2 separate regions of the Homo sapiens genome follow, and region 1 is linked to region 2. A link is a contact called in ENCODE Hi-C or POLR2A ChIA-PET data. All regions are on one chromosome and are shown on one strand. The core of a region is the stretch at or near the end of the contact, and the rest is flanking DNA. Distances in the headings are between cores, read along the strand shown. Region 1 overlaps NTPCR (nucleoside-triphosphatase, cancer-related). Region 2 has its middle 310 kb from the start of SIPA1L2.

Evidence for each region. A loop is a pair of places that touch in the nucleus more often than their neighbours do. ChIA-PET counts read pairs that join two places held with the same protein, here RNA polymerase II (POLR2A). Pooled maps may share reads with other maps.
Region 1: a map of gastrocnemius medialis shows a loop between it and region 2 (6-fold over the local background). The contact joins two enhancer-like sites. A Hi-C loop is called at or near these places in 1 of 168 maps with a recorded cell type or tissue (gastrocnemius medialis) and 1 of 50 pooled maps. POLR2A ChIA-PET finds 5 or more read pairs at or near these places in 1 of 52 experiments (H1).

What each region holds. Positions count from the first base shown.
Region 1 is chr1:232,966,572-232,971,300 of GRCh38, forward strand. NTPCR (nucleoside-triphosphatase, cancer-related) reads left to right here. Exons shown (of 5, transcript NM_032324.3): 4 at 3,338-3,547. Among named protein-coding and RNA genes, the nearest start is that of NTPCR, 18 kb to the left of the region's middle. Within about 2 kb of position 2,649, at least 4 of the 41 ENCODE cell types and tissues checked have a DNase peak (open chromatin) inside an H3K27ac peak, as active enhancers do.
Region 2 is chr1:232,317,620-232,322,895 of GRCh38, forward strand. No RefSeq gene overlaps it. Among named protein-coding and RNA genes, the nearest start is that of SIPA1L2, 310 kb to the right of the region's middle. Within about 2 kb of position 1,697, at least 4 of the 41 ENCODE cell types and tissues checked have a DNase peak (open chromatin) inside an H3K27ac peak, as active enhancers do.

The DNA of each region.
Region 1 (4,729 bases), core at 1,399-3,898, 650 kb after region 2:
GATATAACTGGTACGAAGATATTTGTTGTTCTAATCTTTCTGGAAAGCAAACTAGGTGAGTGTAACCAAAGTTATAAAATTATTCGTAGCTTCTCTTATCCCTGGCTGGTCAATTTTAGGACTCTATCTAAGGAAATATCTTCTCTCCCGGAACAGGGAAACTAAAAGTGCGCTTCATGGCTGAACATTTATAATCAGCTGAAGTGGAAGCCTGTGAGGGGTGTGGCCAGGAAGGCTAGTGTGTTACATAGGACTGAGGTGTGGCACTAGGAAGCAATGCTGCCTGGGTTGTTCTCTGAGGAGAGGCTGTGAGGGGAGGAAAGGGTGCTCCCCAGTTGGTGTGTACACCCCAGATGGTGTGTACATCGTGATTCTGACCACGTGGCTGAGAGCCACCTACAGTTTTTACACACTCCTTACTCCAGCAGCTGTAGGTGGAGTTTCTCTGGGAGCTCATTAGGACTCTCCTCACACTGGGGGTTGGGGAGGGGTTCCTGACCATCTTCAAACCTGGGCCCCTATTGTTCTAAGTCTGTGTCTCTATCAATTTAGAACAATGTAAAGGGGGTGAATGTTTGTTTACTTACTTATTTCTTTGTTTCCCTCTAAAGTTGCTTGAATTTATATAGAAATAAAACCATGTTACACGTTATAGTGGTTCTTTTTTTAAGACCTTGAGTGTATGATCTTGTACTATTTAGAAAAGCAGGCTGAGTGTCTACATGCTTCAGAGTGGCTCAGCAGCTGACATCTTTCTCTCAACTGAATATGAATAACTTGCATTTTTAATTAAAAATCACAGATTTATTTTTGAGATTCCTGAAGTTCTTGGATTATAAAATTCCCCAATTCTGGACAGATTGAGGATTTTATGTAAGCTAAGGTTTTAAAATGAGGATTTCCAATTGGTAGAAAGTAATGTATACATGTGTGTCCAAATTCTTTTGTGCTGAAACTTAAATAAATGTTGATGAGCTTTCACTGGTGAATGTTCTAGAGGATTGCAGGAAGGCTGGTTGTTGAAGAGCCACACACTTTCTACCTGTACGTGTGTATTTACACATGGCCACGTGCATTTTACTACCCTCATGTATATAGTCAAATAAATACATGTGCATGTGTACACACATTCTTTCATATCACTTCTTGTCTGATTTGGCACCTTCCAAAACTCATTTTGAGGTGCCAGAATAAGTTTTATTTTGGCTTTTAGATGACAGCCTCCAGAGGAATGGCATCCACAATTACTCTTCGTCTCTGGGGGCAGCAAAATGTCCACAGCACTTGGGAACAGTCGGGTCAGTTGGAGTGGCATGCCCCCAGGAAGACAGAAACCTTCTTGTACAGTTGTCTGTTTTTATTATCATAGACAGGTGGTTGATAGCTGTTTTATTTCTCCCAAATATGGCTTTCGTTTTGGAGGAAAAACTTGGAATAAGTAGTGACTTACTTCATAGATGCTCTGCCCTTCTCCCCGACCCCACCAGTGGAGGGTGACATTGCTCCTTCAGCTCCCCACTTCTCAGCTCTGGGACATCGGTGAGTTCCCCAGGAAGGATGCGGACGAGGACAACCATGTACCTGCCCTAAGTGGGGAGACCAGGCGTGTGTACAGATAAACTTAATAGAGAGGCAAAAATGAAGCATGTCAGAAACACAGAAGTGCGGAGATTGTTCAGACCTCTCTTGGGTGATTACAGTGGACTCCTTATTGATCTTTTAGCTAATAAAATGAATGGAAAAATATTTCATAAGTGTACAATATGCAGTAGGAAAATAGAGTACTGTTTACTTAAAAGTCTGAAAAACACTGCTGTACTGCTTCCGTGCAATCACAACTGGGGTTTAGACACCCACTATCTTATCTTGTCTATTCCAAAAGGAGTCTAACATTTGTTTCTGACTCCACAGCCAGCAGTCTTTCTAGCACAACTTGTGATCCTCCCTGGATTAGACTCTTTCGGCTGTGGGAGAAGATTCCCACCTCTGTGTGTGCCTTCGAAGGCCTTTAGGATCTGGGCCCGCAGCCCCGTCTGTCACTGGCTGCCCCTGGTTGCCACTGATCCCTACCACCAGCCACACTGTACCATATGCTGCTTTGGCTTTTGGAATTTGAACAAAATCTAGCTTAACTCAGACATGCCCTCTAGGACTATATTGCTGTCATCATTTAAGGAATCAGAACTGTAGTGAAGAATACTTTGTAAATCAGCTTTACATACAGTTTTCAAAATAATCATGTATACAAACATATATAAGGTGTATTTGTCATTCACCATTCATTGAAGTGTTTATTACATGTTCTGTTTTGTCCCTCCCAGGGAAGAATCAACCAAAGTCCTGTCAGCCTTCCCCAGGAAGGCTTTCTATAGAGGACATGTGTGTTAGTTATATGTTGCTATGGAACAAGTTATCTCAAAATTTAGCAGCTTAAAACAACAAACACATTATTGTACACAGTATCTGAGGATCAGGAATCCAGGTACAGCTTAGCTGGGGTTCTGAGGTTGCAGTCAAGCTGTTGGCTGGGGCTGTGGTCATCTGAGGCTTGCCTGGGAGGGCCCTGCCTCTAAGCTTGCTCATGTGGTTGCTGGCAGGTTCATTTCCTCTTGGCTGTTGGCATGAGGCCTCAGTGCCTCACCACGTGGACCTCACCGTCAGCTGCCTGAGTATCCTCACAGCATAGCACTTCTCTTCCCCCAGAGTGAGTGATTCGAGAGAGGGGATCCAAGACAGAGATCAAGCTTTATATTTATATACAACCAGAAAATAAGTGGCACCCAAATACCTCAGGCTTAAAAAAAGTGAGACAGCAAGCATGGGAGCCTTTGTTGATAATAATGGCCTCTTTTTTCCATTTTGAGCCATATGAGATTCCCTACGTGCTGGGGGGGAGATAACTGCTCTAGGTAGATGTTTGTGTATTTCATGATCTGGTCCATAAGCGTTGTTGGAAAAAAGTGAAAATTAAAAGGAAACAAGTCTTGGCTAAAGGGGAAAAAAAAGTAAGTACAATTGCATCCTTTAGATCTCAGATTCTCTTTCTCATGACTTTATTCCAATTTATGTCCGTTACTTCCTTGAACATCCCACTGGTGACAGGCATAGCTGCCAGCTTCCAAGAGTCCTAATGATTCCCAGCTCCTGGGACTCACCCTTGTGCAGTCCCCTCCCACACAGTACCAGCGGTGGTCTGTGGGATGCTGTCACTTTTTGAAATCCAGTAAAAAGGTTTCTGTCTTTTTTACCTCATTGGTGAGTGATTGGGGAGTGGGACCCATGGGCCCTTTGATTAATGTGACTCTGATGTCCCAGTGAAAGTCTTTGTCATTCTCAGGCCGACTGCAGCAGTGGCCCAGGGCAAAGAGTGTGCGTCATCGATGAGATTGGGAAGATGGAGCTCTTCAGTCAGCTTTTCATTCAAGCTGTTCGTCAGACGCTGTCTACCCCAGGGACTATAATCCTTGGCACAATCCCAGTTCCTAAAGGAAAGCCACTGGCTCTTGTAGAAGAAATCAGAAACAGAAAGGATGTGAAGGTGTTTAATGTGAGTACAGCCAGTCCTCCATAATCAGTGGAAATGGAGCAGATGATCTAAAATAGCAGATGGCTCTAAAATATCTCTTTGGTTTTGAGTTAACATTTTTTCCCTTCCATGCTGAAATGTAGGTGAGTCTAATTTTCTAGAAATGTATAGAACTTAAATTATACCTCTACTTGATGAAAAAACAAACTCGCTTATGGGGGGGCCTCCTGACGGTCCCAGTTGTTCTGGCTGCTTTTTTCTTCCATCTCCTCACCAGACACTAGGACCTCTCTGGCATCAGAATTGCCTGAGCTAAGGTGCTTGTTCTAAGCTTATCTCTTCTCAGATTGAAAGGCGCCAGGTTGGGATACAGAGGCAAATATTTTTTGTTTTGTTTTAAAGATTTCCCTTTTAAAGCTGACCCACTTGTGCTTGTGGGGAGAAGAGGCTGTGGATGTGTTGGGAGACACAGCTTCCAGGTGCTGAAGAGCAGCACCGTCCAGTTGAACTTCCCAGTAGTGAGGGAAATGTGCTCTCTGCATTGCTCAGAACAGTAGCGACTAGCCACATCTCGCTATTTATGTTTAATAAATTTAATCATATTTAAATTGAATTATTTATTTAATCACATAAATAATCAAATTTAAATTGAATTAAACATTTGGATTCTCAGTCACACTGGCCACATCTGAGGTGCTCTGTGGTCTCGTGTGGCTGCTACATTCACTAGTGCATCTGTAGGATGTGCCACTCAGTGTGAGGCTTGCAGAATGGCAGCATGGGCATCACCTGGGAGTGGGCCTTGCCCTGGTCCAAGGAGTCAAACTCTGGGGGATGGCCCCATGATCTGTTCTGGCAAGTTCTCATGTGGTTTTTAGGTCCCCCGCACTTTGAGAAGCACTGCTGTAGACCACATGTGAGAGATGAGGGGCTAGGGCTTGTTGACCAGTGGCAGCGTCTGAGCCAGTCGGAAGGGACTCATGGCATTGCTGGCACTTTGTCTAAATTCTTGCCTTTCTTTCCCTGTTGTCCCTCTGTTTTCCTCTCAGTCAGATATTGCTTCTCCCCAACCCCTACCCTTAGTTTCTTTGAGTCAGTGGTAGCTGTGCTCTTGGCTGAGCTCTGCTCACACACCTCACTCCCCACCCCCAGTTTAAAAGCTCCCTGGCCCTGCAAGTGCCAAGTGAACAAGTCAGGCAGGCA
Region 2 (5,276 bases), core at 447-2,946:
CCTCCATAATGTGGATGGACCTAATCCAATCAGTTGAAGGTCTTAATGGAAAAAAGACTCACTTCCCCCCAGGAATTTTGCCAGCCTTTGGACTGGAACTGCAACATCAACTCTTCCCTAGGTCTCCGGCCTTCAGATCTACCCTGAAGATTTTGGACTTGCCGGCCTCCACAATCTCTGTCAATCATTCTCTCTTTCTCTCTTTCTATGAGTGTGTGTGTGTTTATGTGTATTTAAAAATCAAAATAATATAGAAATATGCACACATACATCCTATTGATTCTGCTTCTCTGATGAACTCTGTGATTGCTATAGGTAGGTAGCTAGGACCTACTTCCCAATTATTAACCTTCAATTGGCCAGGCTTTTTCTACCCTAGCTGGCTCATTGCTGGTAGCAAGGTTTAGCCAGACAACCAAAGAGTAGATGGAGAAACCACATTCTAACACCATTTTCCTGATTAACAGAGATTAACAGGTTCTTTACTTTCACATCAATAGAGATGCCTAGGTAAATGAAGATCTCCAAGGAGTCACTTAAGATAACTCTTGTTATAAGTAAGACCACTCTGGAACACCCCACAAGCATCCATTTTAAAGATTTTCAGCAGAACGGATGACCTCAAATCAGACAGAAACATTGAGGCAAATAAGGACCGACAAAGGCCTCTAGATTGATATAAACTAAGTCATTGGAGGATGTATCAGTTAGTTTTTGCTGTGTAACAAACCACCCCAAAATGTAGGAACTTAAGTTTTTTATTATTATTCCCAAGTCTATGGGTTCACTGGGCAGTTTTGCAGTCAGCCATTGGGTTGGCTGGGTGCTCTTGGTCTGAGATTGGTTACCAAATGTCTAGTAGTTGATGCTGGCTGCCCATTGCTCTCCAGGGTGCCTGGGCCACAAGTCTCTCACCATCCAAACACCAAGGGCTTTGTAAAGGTTTTGCTTTCTTTCAGCCAAAGTATTCAATGTTTGCATGCAAGGGAAAAAATATCACCTAAATCCCAAGCACACACATTGTTTTATGCCAGCTGATCTGATGGAGAGGGAGCAAAGGTCTCTTCTGTTTCCTTAGGCCATGGATTTAAAATAAATCAGGCAATACAGAATGCTCCTTTGTACTTGGTAAATTATTTATAATGGCAATTGACTAGAAAATATAGCCACAGACTTGGAAATAATAATTTTAAAAAGAGTTTATGTGACTCTATTAGGGAAATGGTGTGCTAATCCAGGTTTTGTTATCATTTCAGCCTGATGGCAGATTGTCCATGAAATCTTTCTAGATTCATGGAGGGAGAAGCTTTGAGGAAATGAATTCAGGAATCTAACGCAAAGAAAAGAAAGCGGCATAAACTTTCCCCCACCCCAGACCTGACATGAAACCCTAGGCGATCCCTCCTTCTCAAATGTTCATACCATGTGCCCTGAGTTATTTACCTAACAATGGTCATTCTTCTAATAACAGATCCTGGGATTCCTGAAACCATGCTTTCTCTCAGTGCTGTTGTCTCTGGGCACATACGCTGTTGAGATGGCGACATCACACACCCTTGAAATAGCAGTTGCACAAAGCAAACGTTTGCCCCAAGCATGTCAGACTTTTGACAGGCTGCAACATGATAAGTTACCAGACGTGTTCCCACAGGAGCCTGCGTGAATTGATTGCAACCAGACTCACCCGATGACAAGTGACAGACAGCGGATAATGCAGGGAGGTCAGGTGGGCTGCCAGGCCCAGGGCCAATTGCTCCCTGGAGCCCATCAACAAGGGACAGGACTCGGCAGGACCAGGCCGGCAGCCATCCTGGTTGGCTTCCAGCGGGTACAAGGAGAAATTGCAGCTGGCAGAAGCGCAGACTCCTGGTGCCACTCCAACACAGTGAGGGTAGAGGAAGGTGAGAGGAGGGTGTTACTCTTTAAAAGAACTCAGATTGCATATGAAATGCATCTCTTTCTTCTTGCTTTTGATCCCAAAATGAAAAGAGCTTAATCTCCTATCTGAAAAGAAGCTTTTCCTATGCTCTGCTGACACGAACAAACCATCAATCATTGCCTGGATTTCCTGAACCTCTCAGTACAGAGGCTTCCAGGCCAAGAAGGGTTGAGAAAGGCCTCCTTCCAGCTGAGGACAGTGAAGTGTGGTAGGAAGCAGGAGTCTCCCAGAAAGGGCATACCCTGTCTGATCCCTCCCTCTGACAACCTGCTCCACAAAATGATGTGGGGAGAGAGGGGTCATGGCTCAGACTCTGGGAAAACAGTGGCTTAGAAATTGATAAGTATTCAGACTGGACTTGGTTCCGAAACTGATTAAGCCAAACATCCTTTTCCCAGCTCTTCTGACTTCTCACTGCTGTTTCAAAGACCGCTCTTGGCACAGCAATGGGCAATTTCTCTCTTGTAAAACAGACCATAAAAAATGAAAGCACCAGATTTAAGGGGCACACAAACATGCACACACACACACACAAACACACACACATGCACACATATAAATACACACACATGCACGCATAAATACATACACATGCATGCATACAAATACACACAAAACCACAGCTAAAATCCTTTGTAATCCCAACCCAGCTATTTAAGTCATTCAGAACCTGGCTTGGAAAAGAGAGAGAGAGAGAGAGAGAGAGAGAGAGAGAGAGAGAGATGATAAAGTAGAAAGGTCTGAATAGGTTGAGTTACTCAGCATTCTGAATTTCAAAGCAACCTCTTACTTCCCAGGCTCCTGTCAATGTGCTGACACCGTGTATAATTTCAGACCTAAAACAGAGCTCTGTTCTTCTTTATCAGACTTTGGCCCTAAAGGCAATTTTGTCACCTCCCAGTACCATAATAAATTTAATGGGTTGTTGAATTACCTTCATGTGCCTGGGGCTTTGGCAGCATAGCTGTCTATAGCTGTCTTTTTATAACTTTTTATAAGGATAAAGTGCTGACTCTTTGTCCTTAGACAAACTTCAGATTCCATTGTGATTGACTGGTGGAATCAATGAGACATGAGATCAGGGAGTGGTTCTTGGGGTTCTTTTCCCTCTGAGAAAGCCATCTGACAGAAATAATCTTTGAGCCCCTAAAAGGTCAAGTTCCTATCGGACTCCTAATCTGGTCGACCCCTTGGGCTTGGCAGCAGAGTATGTAAGCAATGGCTGTGGCCAAGGTCTGAGCAGAATTGTGTTCCAGGTGGACAGTTCCTCCTTCCCCACCATGGTCTTCTGTCTCCACTTTCCAGTTGGGATGGGAGTAGCTTTAGCTTCTAGATCTGGAAGTTCATGTCGCCACCTTCTCTGGGCCACACCCTACCTGCTGGCTGCCACACCCATGTGCATGTGCCCCCTCCTCCAGCCCCAGAACCCCAACCCTCACCTGTACCCCAAAACCCCATGCTCGTGGAGACCTCAGTTTTAGATGAGTGGGGCTGGCTTAATCAAGCTGTTGGAAAAATCCAAAGAGAAGGACTAGTGAAGTCTTTCTCAGCCAAAGGTTGATTTTGAAGGAATCAATACAATCATCAATATTTTCACAAGGCCACTTTATCCTCCTTTTGGGGATTCCTCCAGAATGATTGTTGTTATTCATCTGTGTAAAAAGCTTTTTTTATTCACAAGTTCTTTGCATTCAACATACACTAAATTCTTTTATTATTCAGAAGGGTCAGGAGATGGAGTCAAATATGCTGCTTTAATGGCTCTCAAACTCTGATGTCTATAAGAATCACCTGGGGAGCTTGACTCTAATTGAGATTGCTGTGCCGTGACCTTAAAAGTTCTTATTCAGAAGGTCTGAAATTGGAATCGAGAATCTGCTGTTTTATAAGCTTGCCAGGAGATTCTGAGGTTGGTGGTCTAAGTAGCATGGCTTTTGTTAATAGTTTACCATTTGCAGCTAGTCTATTTTGACAGAATTATAATGCTTTCAAAATGGTCAAGGAAACCTAATAGAAGTACAGCTGACACATGAATAACACAGGTTTGAATGGCACGGGTCCACTTCTACGTGGGTTTTCTTCTGCCTCTGCTGCCCTTGAAACAGCAAGACAGACCCCTCCTCTTCCACCTCCTCCTCCTCAGCCTACTCAACATGGAGACAATGAGGACAAAGACCTTTATGATGATCCACTTCCACTTAATGAATAGGAAATACATTTTCTCTTCTTTATGATTTTCTTAATAGCATTTTCCTTTTTTGCATCATATAATATATACAACATACAAAATAGGAATAGGAAATACATTTTCCTTCTTTATGATTTTCTTAACCGGATTTTCCTTTTTCACAGTATATAATATATACAACATACAAAATATGTGTTAATTGACTCTTGACTATGTTATCAGTAAGGCTTCCAGTCAACAGAAGGTTATTAGTAGTTAAGTTTTTGGGGAGTAAAAAGTTATATGTAAATTTTTGACTGTGTGAGAAGTTGGCGCCTCTAAGCCCCGCATTGCTCAAGGTTCAACTATATAATTTTAAATGGCTTCGAGTCTGACGATCTGAGAATTCTGTTCTATATGCTTCTTCTGAAAGCTTTAGGATTTCTGCAGTGTGAAGTACCAAGTGATGGTCTCCTGTGGACCTTCGTGTGCCACAGCACCACCACATACGTGATGTTCATATGGAAGACCCTGTGAGCAGCTGGTTGGTGGGAGGCCCTAGTGGCTGGCTCGACACAACCCGGGTCATTGTGCCAATAGCAGAACTCATACCTCATCTTGCATGGCCACTCAGCCACACCTGTCCCAGAGACTCCACCCTTCACCTGCACTTGTCCTTGCAGACAGTCCTTGAGTCACAAAGAAAGCACTGGAAGAATCAGATAAGAAAATTATGGAATGATTGTTTGCAGAATCTGTGTTGACTTAGAGCAAGTTGCAAATGGGAGACATAAGGAGCAGAAGCAGGCAGGCCATGCTGAGAACAGAGAAAGCCAGGGCTTGTTTGATCTCCTTGGTTCACTGCTTGCCTGATATCCTGTAAATAAATGGGAATTTGCATTAAAACATCACCTGGCAGTGTTCCTTTTCAGCAAACACTGTGTTAAGGATCTGTGCTCACCTGAGAACTAACGCAGAATGGTCATGTTGTAACTTTCAGTCACCTCTGTGAAAAACCTGGCCACATTCAGAAGAGAAAGCATACATACATTTCCACTCACATGATAGGCCTGTTTATGGTCTGTATGTATTGAAAGAGTAAGAACAATAAATACCTAAGGCAGAATTTCATATCCTGACTCCACAGCAAATCCCAAAAGTGACTAGGGA